Linked DNA regions of Homo sapiens: region 2 is linked to region 1. Evidence: chromatin loops called from intact Hi-C (ENCODE). Cell type or tissue: HCT116. All regions are shown on one strand. Links, peaks and the distances in the headings refer to the core of each region. The heading gives the core; the rest is flanking DNA.

Evidence for each region. Hi-C counts contacts between places; a loop is a spot of excess contacts. Peaks named below come from ENCODE experiments on the same cell type or tissue, not always from the same donor. Only the 100,000 strongest peaks of a DNase experiment are listed, where the experiment ranks them.
Region 2: it touches region 1 in a loop (2.0-fold over the local background); 2 of 110 quality-filtered maps call a loop at or near these places.

What each region holds. Positions count from the first base shown.
Region 1 is chr4:910,134-919,650 of GRCh38, reverse strand. It overlaps GAK (cyclin G associated kinase), which reads left to right. Exons shown (of 28, transcript NM_005255.4): 2 at 5,983-6,044; 3 at 6,857-6,916; 4 at 7,864-7,978. Among named protein-coding and RNA genes, the nearest start is that of GAK, 17 kb to the left of the region's middle. RefSeq lists silencers at 4,344-4,523, 6,948-7,106 and enhancers at 5,951-6,856, 6,857-7,762. In HCT116, for the core only: no CTCF peak of the experiment used is centred there; no DNase peak of the experiment used is centred there.
Region 2 is chr4:841,374-850,132 of GRCh38, reverse strand. GAK (cyclin G associated kinase) reads left to right here. Exons shown (of 28, transcript NM_005255.4): 27 at 65-241; 28 at 359-856. The coding sequence ends at 460. It overlaps LOC105374340 (a long non-coding RNA gene), which reads left to right and starts at 3,312. Exons shown (of 4, transcript XR_925033.3): 1 at 3,312-3,736; 2 at 4,748-5,053; 3 at 5,651-5,701; 4 at 7,910-8,759. In HCT116, for the core only: no CTCF peak of the experiment used is centred there; no DNase peak of the experiment used is centred there.

The DNA of each region.
Region 1 (9,517 bases), core at 649-8,648:
CGCAGAAGCGGTGAGGAGCAGCTCCTGAGGGACGCAAGGGAGCAAGCCAGGAGGTGCCCAGGGTCAGGGGCCCCTTCCAGGCCTGTGGTGTGTGGGAAGGCCCTGGGCAGGAATGGGCCTGCTGCGTTTGAGGAAGAGCAGTTGTGTCAATGTGGTGGCTTGGAACCAAATGCGGGGTGCGGCTGGAGAGGAGGAGGCTGGGGAGGCACCCAGAGACCTGTGGCCCTGCTAAGGTCATGCGGCACTGAAGGCCTTTGGAGCCTTCTGTCTTTCTAAGGTCATGGGGCGCTGAGGCCCTTGGAGCCTTCTGTCCTGCTAAGGTCATGGGGTGCTGAGGCCTTTGGAGCCTTCTGTCTTTCTAAGGTCATGCGGCACTGAGGCCTTTGGAGCCTTCTGTCTTTCTAAGGTCATGGGGCGCTGAGGCCTTTGGAGCCTTCTGTCCTGCTAAGGTCATGCAACACTGAGACCTTTGGAGCCTTCTGTCCTGCTAAGGTCATGCGGCGCTGAGGCCTTTGGAGCCTTCTGTCCTGCTAAGGTCATGGGGCGCTGAGGCCTTTGGAGCCTTCTGTCTTTCTAAGGTCATGCGGCACTGAGGCCTTTGGAGCCTTCTGTCTTTCTAAGGTCATGCGGCACTGAGGCCTTTGGAGCCTTCTGTCTTTCTAAGGTCATGGGGCACTGAGGCCTTTGGAGCCTTCTGTCTTTCTAAGGTCATGGGGCACTGAGGCCTTTGGAGCCTTCTGTCTTTCTAAGGTCATGGGGCGCTGAGGCCTTTGGAGCCTTCTGTCTTTCTAAGGTCATGGGGTGCTGAGGCCTTTGGAGCCTTCTGCCTTTCTAAGGTCATGCGGCGCTGAGGCCTTTGGAGCCTTCTGCCTTTCTAAGGTCATGGGGCGCTGAGGCCTTTGGAGCCTTCTGTCTTTCCAGTCATGGCATCTGAAAATGAGAGGAGTTTTAGTTCCTCCTTTTTTTTGTGTTTAATATATTTTTTAATTGACAGATAAAATTGATGTCTTTGTCATGTACGCTATGATGTTTTGAAGTATATATGCATCGTGGAATGACCACATCTAGCTAGTTAACACATGTACTGCATCATAGTTGTCAGTTTTGGGGCATTTTTCAGAATGTAATCTGTCGTTAGTAACTGTATAGTCACCGTGTTGTACAGTGGATCTCTTGAGCTTATTCTTCCTAGCTAACTGAAGTTTTGTCTTTCGTTAGTTTTTCCTTTTTGATCTTTATGCCTTTTATTAATTTTCCTAGCTTTCTTGCATTAACTCGAATCTCCAGTAAAATGTTGGCTTACAGTGCTGAGAGCAGACATCTTGCCTTGTTTCTGATCTTAGGAAGAAAACACGATTAAGTCTTATGTTAGAAGTCAGTTTTTTGTAGTTGTTGTTTCTAAATTTTGTTGGTGATCCAGTGTTCCCTATTCTGCTAATGTTGTTTACTACAGTGATTGATTTTTTAATGTTACACCAACCTTGCATTCCTGGGATGAATACCACCTGGTCATGATGTAGTATCCTTATTATGTTTTGCTGGAATCAATTTGCCAGTATTTTCTTGAGGATTTTTTGTGTCTATGGTAATGAGTGATCTCTTTCCTTAATTTGGTATTTATACCCTTCTTTGGTTAGTGTTATGCTAACTTCAAGCAATGAGCTGGGAACCCTTCTCCTCTATCTAATGAAAGACTTTATAAGCTTGTTGTGATTTCTTCCTTAAGTGTTTGATGTAATTTAGCAGTGGAGCCATCTGTTTTCTATTTTCTATTTCATGGATTTCCATTTACTTCCTTTCATCTGTGTTTTTCCTCACAGATTTATTTATTATTTAAATATTTTAACAGTTGAGATAAAAATGAGATATACAGGCTGCATGTTTTAAATGTTTCGGCACATGTCATGTATGTATGTGTGTGTCACACACTGTATCTGCCACGCTAATCAAGGCAGCAAACATGTGCGTCAGCGCCACGGTCTCCCTCCTCCCCACGGTAACCCTTCGCCCTGCTTTCCTGTTCCCATCCCAGGAAACCACTGATTGGCCTTCTGTTACTATAGATTCATTTGCATTTTCTAGAGTTTTCTGTACACTAACTGTATGTGTATATGTACTCTCTTTTTTTGGCCTGGCATTGGCCTTCTGTTACTATAGATCCATTTGTGTTTTCTAGAGTTTTCTGTACACTGACTGTATGTGTATATGTACTCTCTTTTTTTGGCATGGCATTGGCCTTCTGTTACTATAGATCCATTTGTGTTTTCTGGAGTTTTCTGTACACTGACTGTATGTGTGTGTATGTACTCTCTTTTTTTGGCCTGGCATTGGCCTTCTGTTACTATAGATTCATTTGCATTTTCTAGAGTTTTCTGTACACTAACTGTATGTGTGTGTATGTACTCTCTTTTTTTGGCCTGGCATTGGCCTTCTGTTACCATAGATCCATTTGCGTTTTCTGGAGTTTTCTGTACACTGACTGTATGTGTGTATGTACTCTCTTTTTTTGGCCTGGTCGTTTGTGTTTTCTGGAGTTTTCTGTACATTGACTGTATGTATGTGTATGTACTCTTTTTTCGCCTGGCATCTTTTACTCGGCATACTGCCTTTTCGTGTGTTATTCATGTTGTTGCATGTAACAGCAGTTTCCTCCTTTTTATTGCTAGGTAGTGTTAGAGGTGTGGGTAATTTGTTCATTCACCTGTTGATGGACATTTGGGTTGCTTCCATTTTTAGGCTATTGCACATGAAGCTGCTGTGTAGAAGTCTCTTTACGCACATGTGCCTTCATTTTTCTTGGGTAAATACACAGCAGCGTAATGTCAGGGCTGTATTGTTGATTTATGTTCACCTTTTTAAGAAATCGCCAACATGTTTTCCAGAGTGATTGTACCATTTTCCATTTCCAAAAGCTGTGCATAAGCATTCCAGTCGCTCCACATCCTCAGCGACACTTGGTCTGGGCGGTTTTTAAATGTCAAGTATTCTGCTAGGTATGGGGTCCTATCTTCGCGGTTTAAGTCTGCATTTCTCTAATGGGCAGTGGTGGGACACGTTGTGTACTTGTCACAAGTATATCTTTGGTGATGTGTCTATTCATATCTTTTGCACATTAAAAATTTTGTTGTTTTCTGGGCGTGGTGGCTCACACCTGTAGTCCCAGCACTTTGGGAGGCTAGACCCGCCTGGGCAACTTGGCGAAACCTCGTCTCTTCAAAGAATAAAAAAATTAGCCGGGTGTGGTGACGCATGCCTGTAGTCCCAGCTTCTTGGGAAGCTGAGGTGGGAGGATCACTTGAGCCCAGATGTCGAGGCAGTGGGTTGTGATAGTGCCACTGCACTCCATCCTGGTGACAGAGTAGGACCCTGTCTCAGAAGAAAAAAAAATTGTTGTTACTTGGATTTTTAAAATATTTTCTCGATAGAAGTCCTTTATTAGGTATATGATTTGCAAAACTTAGTAGTGATTTATCTTTTCATCCTCTGACCAGTTTTCAAAAAGCAGAAATTCCTGAAGTCCATTTATCATTATTTTTCTTTTATGGGTCCTGCTTTTGTGCTTATATCTAAAAAATCACTGCCTAACCTTGGGCATGTGGAAGCACAGTTGGTTTTTGTATGTTGCCCTTATATCCAACAACCATCCTGAATGCGTTTGTTATGGTAGCTTTTCTTTAGTAGATTTCACCAGATTTTCTGCATAGATAATCATGTCACCTGCAGATAAAAATAATTTTACTCCTTTTTTCATCTGGATGCCTTTTATTTCTTTTTCTTGACTGATGGCACCGGCGAGAACTTCCTCACAGTGTCGACCATCAGTGGTGAGAACAAGGATCCCCGCCTCCTTCCTGATCTCAGAAGGGAGGATTCGACATTGCACCACGAAATGCAGTGTTCCTGTTGGTCTCTCACAGATGCCGTCTATCAGGCTGGGGAGGTTTCTTTCTGTCCTCGTTTGCTGAGAGTTTTAAATTTCATGATGTAGTTTTTCCACTGCAGAAACCTAAAAGAAAACTAAGCAAATTAGACCCCAAAACAATAGAATTAAATTGATTTTCAAATGTTAAACCAACTCTGCTCCTGATGTCTTGGTGGGCTTGGTTTGCTGTTTTATGAAGAATTCTTGGGTCCACATTCGTGAGTGATGTTGGTGTGTATTCTCTTTTATGTCTTTTCCTCTTTTGGGCGTCGGGGAAGGAGGTCCCCTCTCTTGTTCTGGGTATTGGTGATCTGTCCTCTCTCTCTGGATCAGTCTGTCTAGAATTTATCAGTCTCGTTGGTCTTTGGAGAACTGCTTGTGGTTTTGTTTTTCCTTCTATTGACCTCTGTTCTTAGGTTATTCCTGTCTGTCTCTGGAGTAGAGGAAGTGAAAGGCAGTGGTGTATGCACTGGGGCCGCGCACGCTGGGGCTGAGTGCGGGGGGCCATGTACGCTGGGGCTGAGTGCACGGGGCCGTGTATGCTGGGGCTGTGTGTGTGGGGCCGTGTATACTGGGGCTGTGTGTGTGGGGCCGTGCACGCTGGGGCTGAGTGCGGGGGGCCGTGTACGCTGGGGCTGTGTGTGTGGGGCCGTGCACGCTGGGACTGTGTGTGTTGGCCGTGTGCGCTGGGGCTGTGTGTGTTGGGGGCCGTGTGCGCTGGGGCTGTGTGTGTTGGGGGCCGTGTACGCTGGACCTGTGTGTGTGTGGGGCCGTGTACGCTGGGGCTGTGTGTGTTGGGGGCCGTATATGCTGGGGCTGTGTGTGTGTGGGGCCGTGCACGCTGGGGCTGTGTGTGTGTGTGGGGCCGTGCATGCTGGAGCTATCTGTGTTGGGGGCCGTGTACGTTGGGGCTGTGTGTGTATGGGGCCGTGCACACTGGGGCTGTGTGTGTTGGGGGCCGTGTATGCTGGGGCTGTGTGTGGGGCCTTGCACGCTGGGGCTGAGTGCGGGGGGCCGTGTATGCTGGGGCTCTGTGTGTTGGGGGTGGGGCTGTGCACGCTGGGGCTGTGTGTGTGGGGCCGTGCACGCTAGGGCTGAGTGCGGGGGGCCGTGTACGCTGGGGCTATGTGTGTGGGGCCGTGCACCCTGGGGCTGTGTGTGGGGGGCCGTGCACGCTGGGGCTGTGTGTGTGTGGCCGTGCACGCTGGGGCTGTGTGTGTGTGGGGCCGTGCACGCTGGGGCTGTGTGTGTGTGGGGCCGTGCACACTGGGGCTGTGTGTGTGGGGGCCGTGCACGCTGGGGCTGTGTGTGTGTGGGGCTCTGTGTGTGGGGCCGTGCATGCTGGGGCTGTGTGTGTGGGGGCCGTGCACGCTGGGGCTGTGTTTGTGTGGGGCCGGGCACGCTGAGGCTGTGTGTGTGGGGCCTTGTACTCTGGGGCTGTGTGTGTGTGTGGCCGTGCACGCTGGGGCTGTGTGTGTGGGGGGGGGCCGTGCACGCTGGGGCTGTGTGTGTGGGGGCTGTGCACGCTGGGGCTGTGTATGTGTGGGGCCGTGCACGCTGGGGCTGTGTGTGTGGGGGCCGTGCACGCTGGGGCTGTGTGTGTGGGGCCGTGCACGCTGGGGCTGTGTGTGTGGGGCCGTGCACGCTGGGGCTGTGTGTGTGTGGGGGCCGTGCACGCTGGGGCTGTGTGTGTGGGGCCGTGCACGCTGGGGCTGTGTGTGTGGGGCCGTGCACGCTGGGGCTGTGTGTGTGGGGGCCGTGCACGCTGGGGCTGTGTGTGTGTGGGGCCGTGCACGCTGGGGCTGTGTGTGTGTGTGGGGCCGTGCACGCTGGGGCTGTGTGTGTGTGGGGGGGCCGTGCACGCTGGGGCTGTGTGTGTGGGGGCATGTATGCTGGGGCTGTGTTTGCGGGGGGCGTGTACGCTGGGGCCATTATGTTTTGTAGAAAACTGCTGGCCACGCCACAAGTCAATTTGTATTTTACTTAGTGAAGGTATTTTTAAAGCCTGATATGTTAAATAAAATCATAGCATTGAACTGACAAGTCTTTTTAATTTTCAGGAGGGTTTGCATTTGTGTATGAAGCTCAAGATGTGGGGAGTGGCAGAGAGTATGCATTAAAGGTAATGAACCATTTAACGCCTTCTCTGGATTTCTGACGTATGTAAAGGGACTGTCTGGTGACAGTCTTTTCAGGGATGCGTCCCTGTTACGTACTTTGTTTCCTTTTACAGCCTGGACATACTTGTCCCTTTTGCTTCTGCTGAATCTCAGCAGCCTTGGGCACTGCAGGAGCCTTGGTCTCCAGCTTTGGGCTTCACACTCCTGTGGCCCTGCCTGCCCTGTGGCAGGGGCTGTGCTGGGGGTGACCTCATGGTGGGGTCATGCCCTCTTGGCCTCCATGTGCCAAAATAAGGGCTCTATGAATACAAGGAGTTTAAAAGCTGCTTGTAAAAAATATTTGTTGCTAGCATTTCTGTAAATAGGGGTCACTGTGGGAGGGTCTGTACTGTGCAGTTTTGTCCTGAGACGTAAGAAGGCCCCATTTGCTGTCACCACGCTGGGCACCAGGGTGGCCCCGCCTTTGAGAGTGGGCATGAGTGGGCCTGTTGTCGTGGTCTGCACGCCTGCTGCCCCCGTGTCTGCAGAGCATTGCCGCTCTTCCTTCTTGTCTGTCTCATTTTACTCTGGCCCATTTGGGGAAAGGCTCCTGCTTTTGACTTTTCTTGTGTCCTTGCATCACAAAGATCTTTTGAGGGTCTTGAACCCCCAGCACGTTTTTACAGGGGTCAGAGGTGGAGACACACGAAACGGGGGGAGCTGTATTAGACACATTGCATTGCTCTGTTGCGTGCTTATGTCTGAGATGATGCATCGGGTGGAGTAGGAAGGTAAACTTGCTTTCATCTTTTGTGTGTGCTGTTTCCTGATACAGAGGCTATTATCCAATGAAGAGGAAAAGAACAGAGCCATCATTCAAGAAGTTTGCTTCATGGTATCCTTTTCCTGGAACCAGGAGCCAGCACGGTGGCTTTGGCAGGCACAGGCCTGCGTCAAGCTGTGACCGCCAGTGGCCAAGAGGCTGCTCCGTGACGTTGTCTTTCATGTGTTAAAATCGGCTTTTTGCTTTTACCAAACCTAGTTGTAGGCGACTTCTAGGAAGAAGCAGTTTTTTCTGTTTTTTTTTTACTGCCAGGGTAATAGTAGAAGATTCAGAAGTGTTGGGAATGAAGTTGTTCCTACCCAAGAGGTCTCCCTGCCCAGTGGATGGGCTGGTTACCACAGGGGGCCCTTGCCCGGCCCGGCCCCCTCAGCTCCTCCGGAGACCTGGCTGAGAGCCGTGCAGATGGCCTGGCTCCCACAGGCCCCGATGTGGCTTCTCAGCCGCCCCTCTCGTCCCTTCTCAGGCTGTCCCAGCATGACTGGGCGGGGCATCTCCCGGCGCTGACAGAGGATCTGGGGGCTGCACTCCCTGTCCACTGCCACATGTCCCTCCTGAGCCTGGAGTCTTCGGCCCTGGCTGCCCTCAGACTCTGCCTCTCTTTCCTCTCCTAGCTCTGTTCACTCGGAGAGCCCGCCGGCTGCCTGAGTGTGGGTTCGGGTGGACACAGCCACGCCGCAGCCTCCCTGCGCACAGCCCCCTGAGGGCCCTGCCTCCTCCTGCCACGCGCGGGATGGACTTTGGTGTCGCTGTGGTCAGGTGTGTGTGGCCGGTGTGCCTGCCTTTGTCCCCGCCCTCTCCTGCAGCTCCTCCTGCCTCTGTCTGCCTTTCTCTCGGTCGTCCACTGCTCTCTCCCTCATCTTCCGCTCTGACGTCTAAAATTGTAAGGGTTCGATTCAAGTATTCTGACTTCAGTGTGTTAATATTGTCTACATTTATTTTGAAGTGCACAGAACTGTGGACATGGTTATGTACGTTCTCCTTTAACAAGACAACTGCAGAAAAAGCTTTCCGGCCACCCGAACATTGTCCAGTTTTGTTCTGCAGCGTCTATAGGAAAAGAGGAGTCAGACACGGGGCAGGCTGAGTTCCTCTTGCTCACAGAGCTCTGTAAAGGTAACGTCCTGTGAAGGCCGGCTTGGTGCCATCTAACCCAGCAGAGGCCGGCTTGATGCCTCCTAACCCAGCTGCATGGCTGTGAAACATGCCCGGCATCTTCTCTCAAGCTGTGTTGGTCTTAGCGGGAAGCGCGGGCAGCTCTCTGACAGTAGTTCTGTGAGAGGCCCACGCTGACGCCCAGTGAGCTTCCCACTGTCCCGGTGGGCCACCTGCATCGTCTCCTCGTGGAGCTGCGGGCAGCCAGAGAGCCGGGCTCCCATCCTGCCTGTCTCCAGTGGCAGCACGGGGTAGAGCGTGGTGGCCTTCCGTGAGTGGTGTTTAGCAGGGGTGGAGGAGCGTCTGTCCTTCTCAGGGCTCTGGGGTCCCTGTGGGGTGGAGCGTGGTGGCCTTCCATGAGCGGTGTTGAGCAGGGTGGAGGAGTGCTGCTGTCCGTCCTTGTCAGGGGCTCTGGGGTCCTGGCAAGGAGAAGAGAGGCCGCAGAGGTGGACAACTCCAGGTCCCTCTGTGGGTGCCCAGCCTCATCAGGGTTGAGCCCAGGAAGATGGCACAACGACTCCATGGTCCGTTTGTCAGGACAGGAAGAGAGGCCGGTGGGTTGGGGTGGTGCTTTCGGAGAGTTCTAGGGGCAGAGTGGTCTGTGTGAGTGACTGCGGGGGATGTCGTGTTGGTGTCACCGGAGCCCACGCTGACTGGCCGGAGACCTGGCCTGACCCTGCTGAGCCTCAGGCTGTGTCTGCAAAGGGGAAACAAGACCTGTGCCTCAGAGGGCGGCTCCACCCCCAGCCCTGCCTCGTGCCGATGCCCTCCAGAACTCCTGTGCCAGGTGACGAGGGGAAGTCGAGCACTCGGGGAGGCCTCAGAGCTGTGGCCTGGCCGGTGAGGGGGTGGTGACACTAGTGACCCCTGCGTCTGTCCCCCAGGCAGGGAGAGAGGGGAGAGGAGAGGCCGGGAGCAGCAGGGGAGACTGAGGCAGGGAGTCCCACAGAAGGAAGCCTGTGGGGAGGGCACCTGTAGCCGCGTGAGATCTGTCGTCCACAAGCCAGCCCCTGCTCAGCAGCCAGGAGGAGCTGTTCCCGCAGGCCGGCTAGCGCAGGCCTGAAGGGACAGGTAGGGGTGGGGCAGCAGGTTAGCAGAGAGGGCAGCAGGAGGGGCATGTGTCCAGAAATGGAGGGCGAGCAAGGGGGTTCTGAGCTGAGGGGGGACCCCTGCACTGAGCAGGGCCCTGAGCGTCGTGGAAGGGGCCCTGTGCTTAGTGGAGGGGGGACTGCACTTAGTGGGATGGGGGCATCCCGTGCTTTGTGGGGGGCCTGCATTTAGTTGGGGGGGCCCTGAGCTTCATGGAGGGGGACTGCACTTAGCGGGGGGCTCTGTACTGCTGAGGGCTGAGGGTAGGTGTCCCTGTGCTGAGCTGGGGGAGCCCTGTGCTGAGTGAGGGAGGGTGGACTGTGGGGTGTAAGCTGCTTGGATATAGCGGCTGCACCTGTCAGTGCCCTGTTGGGCAGGGTCTCTTCTCTGCAGCTGTGCCTGGGAGGAGCT
Region 2 (8,759 bases), core at 760-8,759, 70 kb after region 1:
CCGCGGTGCAGAGGAGGAGGGCAGGCAGGTGCCCAGGGCTCGGCAAGCTCCGTGTCTCCCGCAGCTCCTGGACTGGATTGAGGGCAAGGAGCGGAACATCCGGGCCCTGCTGTCCACGCTGCACACAGTGCTGTGGGACGGGGAGAGCCGCTGGACGCCCGTGGGCATGGCCGACCTGGTGGCTCCGGAGCAAGTGAAGAAGCACTATCGCCGCGCGGTGCTGGCTGTGCACCCCGACAAGGTGAGCAGAGCTGCCAGGCGGCCGCTTGAGGCCTTCAGGGGCGGGGCGGGGGGGGGGTCCTGCCCCGCCCGCCCCCGCATGCTTATAAGAGGCGCTTACACCGCCTGTCACCCATAGGCTGCGGGGCAGCCGTACGAGCAGCACGCCAAGATGATCTTCATGGAGCTGAATGACGCCTGGTCGGAGTTTGAGAACCAGGGCTCCCGGCCCCTCTTCTGAGGCCGCAGTGGTGGTGGCTGCGCACACAGCTCCACAGGTTGGGAGCCGTCGTGGGACCTGGGTCCCCACCGTGAGGACCCCGTGGGCGACAGCAGGTGTGGCCAGGGTGGGGCTCCGAGCCCCGGGTCACCGCCCGCCCAGCGTTCCAGGCACATGAAGAGAAAGCATTCCAAAGCCTCTGATTGTTGTTTCCTTTTTCTCCTCCCGAAGGAACAGCTGATTCATGCTCCTCCCGCAATTGTCACGTCTGTGATTTATTTGGTGTTTCGGGCGTGGCCTCTGGAGCCCCGGCACGTGGTGGGCCACGCTGCTGGCGCTCATGGGCCCTGGTGTTTGCACCGCACTTTGTAATCAGTCCCGTGGTTGTCTGTACAGAATTAAACTATTTTCCGATGACTGCTGTGTCTCCAGTGTGGATCCACTCGCCCAGGTGCCGTTCACCAGCTGGGGCACAAGGCTGTGCTTCCTCAGCAACCTTGCCGTGGTTGGATTGTTGCAGGGGCCGAGTGGAGAGGAGAAGCGGGTCCCGGGGCTGCAGCGGCTCTGGGCAGCTCTTCAGGGGGCCATAGAGCCCAGCCAGGGCAAGGCCAAGGGCGGGGGCCCCTGCAGTCCCCAGACCCCCTTCCTCCCCTCGGCCCCGGGACTCCTCTCTCCTCTCCACTTGGCCCCTGCCCCTGGGCCCTGGACCTAGGAGCAAGGGTGGGCTCCACACTGCCCCTGTGCCATCCCCGCAGGGCCAAGGTGGCCTCCGGGCTGTCGGGCTGGTGGAGGACCAGGGGCCCCTGGAAGGAGAAGGTGACCATGGTGAGCCCCCACCCCACAGCAGACTCGAGGAGGCCCTGAATCATAGCCCTGAACTCACCGCCAGGCTCTTCCTGTTTTCAGAGAATAATGACTGCACGTTTGCTATGCACCCGCCACTATTTTTAGCTCTTTTAAAAAATAATGAGAAGCTAAATAGGTGCTGAGATTTTCACATCAAGGTCGTCTGGATTCCGGCTCCGGGTCTGGCCACCCCAACTCAGATGCTCCTGCTCTGGGGGCAGCTCGGGCCACGCTCCCTCTAGGCTCTCCAGCCTCAGCCCTGTGCTGTGCGGCCCCCTCCTCTCCTGCTGCCGCCCACGTCACACCCAAGCTCCAAACTAATCCCCCAGACCCCGCCCCAGACCCTTAACTCTGAAAGCTTGGGTCGCTTCTCCCCGGCCTGTGGCAAACCCAGCCACCCTGCCTGGACAAGTGAGTCCACCTCCCTCTGGCTGGCTGCACACCCTTCCTCCGTCAGGGGCCTGAGCCTCTGGTTATGTGTGGAGAGCAGCGGGTGGCCGGTCCAGGCTAGGCCGAGACTGCGGAGGATGGAGGAAGGTGTGGAGTGCAGCAGGTCACTGGTCCGGGGTAGGCTGAGATGGAGTGCATAGAATGGAGGCCAGGACGGTGGGGTCTGGGTTGCAGGACAGGAAAACCCCCATCCAGGCTGACCCAGCTCAGAAGGGAGTCTGTGGCCCCCACCTGGCCATGCTACCGCCAGAATTTCTCCTCTTCCAACCATTCAGCTCAGCATGGAGACACGCAGGTGCACAGGCATGTACAAGCCGTGCGCACACGCAGACGGCTACACAAGGTCACACACGGTGCCACCCAGACACCTGCGCACACGCAGACATGGCTGCACAGGGTCACGCACGGCGTTACCCGGACACCTGCGCACATGCAGACGGCTGCACAGGGTCACGCATGGCGCCACCCGGACACCTGCGCACACGCAGACACGGCTGCACAGGGTCACGCACGGCGCCACCCGGACACCCACACGTGAAAGGCCCAGGATGCACCATCTTCCCAGCCGGCCACTGGCCTGAGTGCTACCCACAGTCACTGAGGCTCCATTCTGCACGTGGGAGCCGGGTCTGCGGTCACCGAGCCTGTGACTATGCTCCGTCCTGCACGTGGACACAAGGTCATCCTTGCCGGGTTGTAATGCATAGACCACGTGAAGCTTGAAGAGAGACTGCACCTGTGTGACACCCCCTTGTGTGACAGCATCTTCTCGGTGACTTCACGGAGATACAAATGGCAGCGGCCAAGCAGCGATGCTCACATCACTGGTCCTGGAGGAAATGCAAGTTGGAGCCACAGCAAGATGCTGCCGCACCCACTAGGGCACCCAGTCAAGACCCACCAAGCCAAGTGTCCCCACGCATGTGGAGAAGCCCACACCCTCACGCAGTCTGGGTGGGAGCTTAAAATGGCACAACTGCTTTGGAAAACCGCTTGGCAGTCTTTTTTTTTTTTTTTTTTGAGACGGAGTCTCGCTCTGTCGCCCAGGCTGGAGTGCAGTGGCGGGATCTCGGCTCACTGCAAGCTCCGCCTCCCGGGTTCACGCCATTCTCCTGCCTCAGCCTCCCAAGTAGCTGGGACTACAGGCGCCCGCCACTACGCCCGGCTAATTTTTTGTATTTTTAGTAGAGACGGGGTTTCACCGTGTTAGCCGGGATGGTCTCGATCTCCTGACCTCGTGATCCACCCGCCTCGGCCTCCCAAAGTGCTGGGATTACAGGTGTGAGCCACCGCGCCCGGCCGGCAGTCTTTTAAAAAGCAAAATAGACGCCGGTGCGGTGGCTCACACCTGTAATCCCAACACTTCGGGAGGCGGAGGCGGAGGCAGGCGGATCACCTGAGGTCAGGAGTTGGAGACCAGCCTGACCAACATGGAGAAACCCCGTCTGTACTAAAAATACAAAATTAGCCGGGCATGGTGGCACACACCTGTAGTCCCAGCTACTCGGGAGGCTGAGGCAGGAGAATCGCTTGAACCTTGAGAGGCGGAGGTTGCAGTGAGCCGAGATCGCGCCATTGCACTCTAGCCTGAGCAACAAGAGCAAAACTCCATGTCAAAAAGAAAAAAAAAAAGCAAAATAGAAATTTCGTACACAGTTTAGCAATCTGCTCCTAGGTGTTGACCCAAGAGAAATGAAAGAGCAAGGCCACACAGACGTGTTCAGGAACAACCCATGATCCACGCACAGCTGGACATACGAAGGAGCTGTGTGCGTCCACGCCACGGGGTCCTGCTCAGCATGGAGAGGGGTGAGCTGCTGGTGTGACGGCGCCACGGGGTCCTGCTCAGCATGGAGAGGGGTGAGCTGCTGGTGTGACGGCGCCACGGGGTCCTGCTCAGCATGGAGAGGGGTGAGCTGCTGGTGTGACGGCGCCACGGGGTCCTGCTCAGCATGGAGAGGGGTGAGCTGCTGGTGTGACTGCAGCACAGGGCATGCCCAGGTGTGTTAGTCTGTTCTCACACTGCTATAAACACATATCTCAGACAGGGTGATTTATAAAGAAAAGAGGATTAATGGACTCACAGTTCCACATAGCTGGGGAGGCCTCATGAAAGTTACAATCATGGCGGAAGGCGAAGGGGAAGCAGGCACGTCTTAGCTGGTGGGAGGAGGGAGAGCGAGTGAGTAAAAGGGGAAAGTGCTGCACGCTTCCAAACAAGCAGATCTTGTGAGAACTCACTATCCGGAGAATAGCAAGGGGAAGTCTGCCCCAGGATCTAGTCACCCCCCAGCAGGCCCCTCCCCTGACATGTGGCGATTACAGTTTGGCAGGAGATTTGGGTGGGGACACAGATCCAAACCATACTGTCAGAAGAGCAGCAAGCTCAGTAAATGGGGCCAGATCAAAAGGAGGGAGGTAGTGAACGACTCCATTCGTGTAAAATTCCAGCAAATGTGAAGTCCGCGACAGGCCAGCAGCAGATCCGTGGCTGGCGGGTGTGGGCGGAGGAGGATGTGCTGGCTTCAGGCAAGCACGCGTCAAATGCCTCAAACTGTGCTCCTCAAACGTGTGCAGATTGCATTTCTGTCCTGCGGGGGCTCAGACCCTCAATAGTAAGCTCCAGTGGGTTAAGCAGGCTGCTTTCCAGGTGGCCCGTGACACCCCCCCATCCCCCAGATGTCCAGCTGCCCTCAGGCCACCTCCCTGGGCTCCCATGGGCCTCCTCTCCCTGTGCCCCCAGGGAGCTCCAGGGCTCTGAGGAAGGCCAACCCCAGAGGTGTGGGCATCTGCCCCAAGATGGAGGCCCCCCCCAACTCTGTGGGCCTCCAAGTGGGAGGACTTGGCTGCAAGGAGATGAGGGGGGCACTGAGTCATGCAGGAGGCCAGTGTGGCTGGAATGAGGTTCAGATCTGGGGGAGGGGCTGATTTTGTCCCTGAGCTGCTTTTAGCAGAAAAGCTGAGTGCTGAGGTCAGCTGAGGCTGAAGTCCTGCTTATGTCTTCATCTCCAGGAGCTCATCCCCGCTCCTGCACTGTGGCCATAGCTCCAGGCAGCCGCGCGCCGACCCCACCCACAGGCCTGGGTGGAGCTGAAGGTCTAAGCCCCATGCCAGACCCTCATCCAGGCAGCGACCCCTGGGCACAGGGGGCATGGCAGGGACACCGATTTCCTCCTCCTTCTGTCAGTTTGGACAAAGATTCCAGGGCCACAGACCACCGTCTGGCCGCCCCAAACTGCTTTCTCCAAAAGGGCTTGCCCCAAAGCTTTGCCCACCGAGTCCTGGAGCTGCTGAGCGTCCTGCCGGGCCTCACCTTAGGTAAGAAACAGCAGCAGCCTCAGCAGCTGGCTGTTCTCACCTTCACTACCTCCAGGAGCTCTGAGGAAAAGCACAGCAACCCAAGGGCAGGGGGAGGCTGTGCTGCCAGTTGGGGGTGGCCCCTGTGCGCATACCAGCATCAGAGCCCCTTCAGATGGGGTGGGAACCTGCCCCCAGCCCCAGGTGTGCCGGGCAGTCATGCGCAAGCTGAGGATGCTGGTCTCAGGTCTAGGGCACCCCCTTTGTGGAAGAGGCTGCAGACCCCGTAGATGTCATGGGCCTCAGATTAGGATAGAGGGGGCTTCCGGTTGGTCTAATGACTGGAGAAGGGCCCAGAAGAGGCAGGTCCATGCGGCACAGCCCCCACATTCTGGCCTTGGCACTTCCCCAAGATCAAACTCCAAGTCCCTGCTGCCAGCCCCCTCAGCTGCTGATGTGGTTGGCTCTGTATCCCCATCCGAATCTCATCTCGAATTGTAATCCCCACATGTTGAGGGAGGGAGGTGATTGGATCCTGGGGGTGGTTTCCCCCTGGTGAGTGAGTGCTCACAAGATCTGGCTGTTTGATAAGTGTGAGGCTCTTCTCTCTTTGTGCAGTCTCTCCTGTCGCCTTGTGAGGAAGTGCCTGCTTCCCCTTCCACCATGATTGTAAGTTTCCTGAGACCTACCCAGCCATGGGGAACTGTGAGTCAATTAAATCTCTTTCCTTTATAAATCACCCAGTCTTGGGTATTTCTTTTTTTTTTGAGACGGACTCTCGCTCTGTCCCCCAGGCTGGAGTGCAGTGGTGCAATCTCAGCTCACTGCAAGCTCTGCCTCCCAGGTTCATGCCATTCTCCTGCCTCAGCCTCCCGAGTAGCTGGGACTACAGGCACCCGCCACCACGCCCACCAAATTTTTTGTATTTTTAGTAGAGATGGGTTTCACCATGTTAGCCAGGATGGTCTCGATCTCCTGACCTCGTGATCTGCCCACCTCAGCCTCCCAAAGTGCTGGGATTACAGGATTGCAGGCGTGAGCCACCATGCCCGACCTTTATTTATTTATTTATTTATTTATTTTTTAAGATGTAATCTTGACCTGTCGCTCAGGCTGGAGTCAGTGGAGCAATCTCGGCTCACTGCAACCTCCGCCTCCCAGGTTCAAGTGATTCTTCTGTCTCAGCCTCCTGAGTAGCTGGGATTACAGGCACACGCCACCATGCCCGGCTAATTTTTTTTTTTTTTTTTTTGTATTTTTAGTAGAGATGGGGTTTCACCATATTGGCCAGGCTGGTCTTGAACTCCTGAGATTGTGGTCTGCCCGCCTCAGCCTCCCACAGTGCTAGGATTACAGGCATGAGCCACCGCACCCGGCCTTGGGTATTTCTTTATAGCAGTGTGAGAAGAGACTGATAGAGCTGCATATCCAGAGACCCTGGCTACGCCCAGACTCCTTTCCTGGGCCAAGTAGAGGGGTTGCTGTGGTTCCTGCTGCAACTCTGCCAACCCCCAGCCCAGGAAACCTCACCTCCGTCCAGATGTCCCACTGGCCTCACTTCAGGCTTTGCTCTGGGAAGGCGCCTGGGGACCTGTCACCACCACCTGCTCTGCTCGGTGCTGAAACGCTAGGATCATCCATGAGGCATGAACAGCAGTCCCCATGGGGCCCTCACATCACAGCCAAGTCACATTGTCCATGCTTGCTGGGAAGCCTTGATGGAGTGACAGGGACCAGACTAAAAAACTCAACAAAATGTGCAAAACCATTTGTTTTTGTTTTTGAGATGGAGTCTCACTCTGTCCCCCAGGCTGGAGTGCAGTGACGTGATCTCAGCTGACTGCAACCTCTGCCTCCCGGGCTCAGGTGATTCTCCTGCCTCAGCCACCTGAGTAGCTAGGATTACAGGCATGTGCCACCACACCCGGCTAATTTTTGTATATTTGGTAGAGACAGGGGTTCCACCATGCTGGCCAGGCTGGTCTTGAGCTCCTGATCTCAAGTGATCCACCCACCTCAGCCTCCCAGCGCGCTGGGATTACAGGCCTGAGCCACTGCGCCCAGCCAAAACAATTGTTTTTGGACCTTGAGGAGCATGCAGCATAGAACAGGGGCCCTGAGAAGAGGGAGACACACATTCCTGGCTCGCTGCTGAGGCCACTGTGGCATGGGACAGTGGCCCTGAGGGGAGCAGAAGGAGGTCAGAGTTCAGGGGTCCTGAAGCAGAGCCCAGCCAGGAGTGATCTCTGGGGAGAAGGAACCCTGAAAATCTTCCTTGGCCTCCCCTATGTTGCTAAGTACTGGGATATAGGATGTAAAACCCTACAAAGTCAGGCAGGAAGACTGGGAGTTGGGAGCTGAACAGTCCACAGGAAATGAAAATGACACCAGATGGGAACACCATCTACATTAGGGACCCAGAGGGCTGGAAGTATGAATATGTTGGTAAATAAGACCCTTTACTCATTTTAACATTTATTTCTATAATAATTGTGCCTCACTGTAATCCCAACACTTTGGGAGACTGAGGCAAGAGGATCTCTTGAGCCCAGGAGTTTGAGACCAGCCTGGGCAACATAGCAAGACCCCATCTCTAAAAAATAATAATTAGTTGGGCATGGAGACGGCACCTGTAGTCCCAGCTACTGGGGAGGCTGAGGCAGGAGAATCGCTTGAGCTTGGGAGGTTGAAGCTGCAGTGGGTCATGACCGCACCACTGCAGTCCAGCTTGGGTAACAGAGCAAGACTCCATCTCAGAAAAAACAATAGTAATTTTAAAAATAATAAAAATAATTGTTAAGGCTAAAACAATAACAATGCATGGTGGGGCTTATGGCATACCTAGAAGTAAATTATCATGAGCTTCTTAATTTACAGAGGTGTGTGTTACTCAGAGGCTGGTGGAGATGAGATACACTGCACGTCACAAACCCTGGAGGGACCTGTGAAACTGAAACAGATGTTGCTGGTAACACAACAGAGGACAAAAACATGGACTCCTTAAAGATAGTCAACCAATCCAAAAGAAATCAGGAAAAGAAAAAAACAAGGAACAAAGAATAAATGAAAAAAATACAAAACAAATAGCAAGGTAGTATACATAAATTAAAATGTAAAAATTCCAAATTAAAGGCAGATATTTTCAGACTGAATAAAGGGCAATATTCAGCTATATACTGTGTATATAAATCCACTTTACATATAAAGACACGTATAGATTAAATGTGACAAGATGGAAATAATACAACATACAAACATTGATTATAATTAAGCTGATGTGGCCATACTAACATTAGACAAAGCAGACTTCAGAACAAGGAATATTAACAGAGAAAAAGAAAAGCAGCCCATAATGGATACAGGGTTCTATGTATTAAGAAAATATAGGCCGGGTGCGGTGGCTCACGCCTGTAATCCCAGCACTTTGGGAGGCCGAGGTGGGCGGATCACGAGGTCAGGAGATCGAGACCATCCTGGCTAACATGGTGAAACCCCATCTCTACTAAAAATACAAAAAATTATCTGGGTGTGGTGGTGGGCACCTGTAGTCCCAGCTACTTGGGAGGCTGAGGCAGGAGAATGGCGTGAACCCAGGAGGCAGAGCTGGCAGTGAGCCGAGATCACGCCACTGCACTCCAGCCTGGGTGACAGAGAGAGACTCCATCTCAAAAAAAATAAATAAATAAATAAAAAAGAGAAAAGAAAATATAATGTTCCCAAATATGTA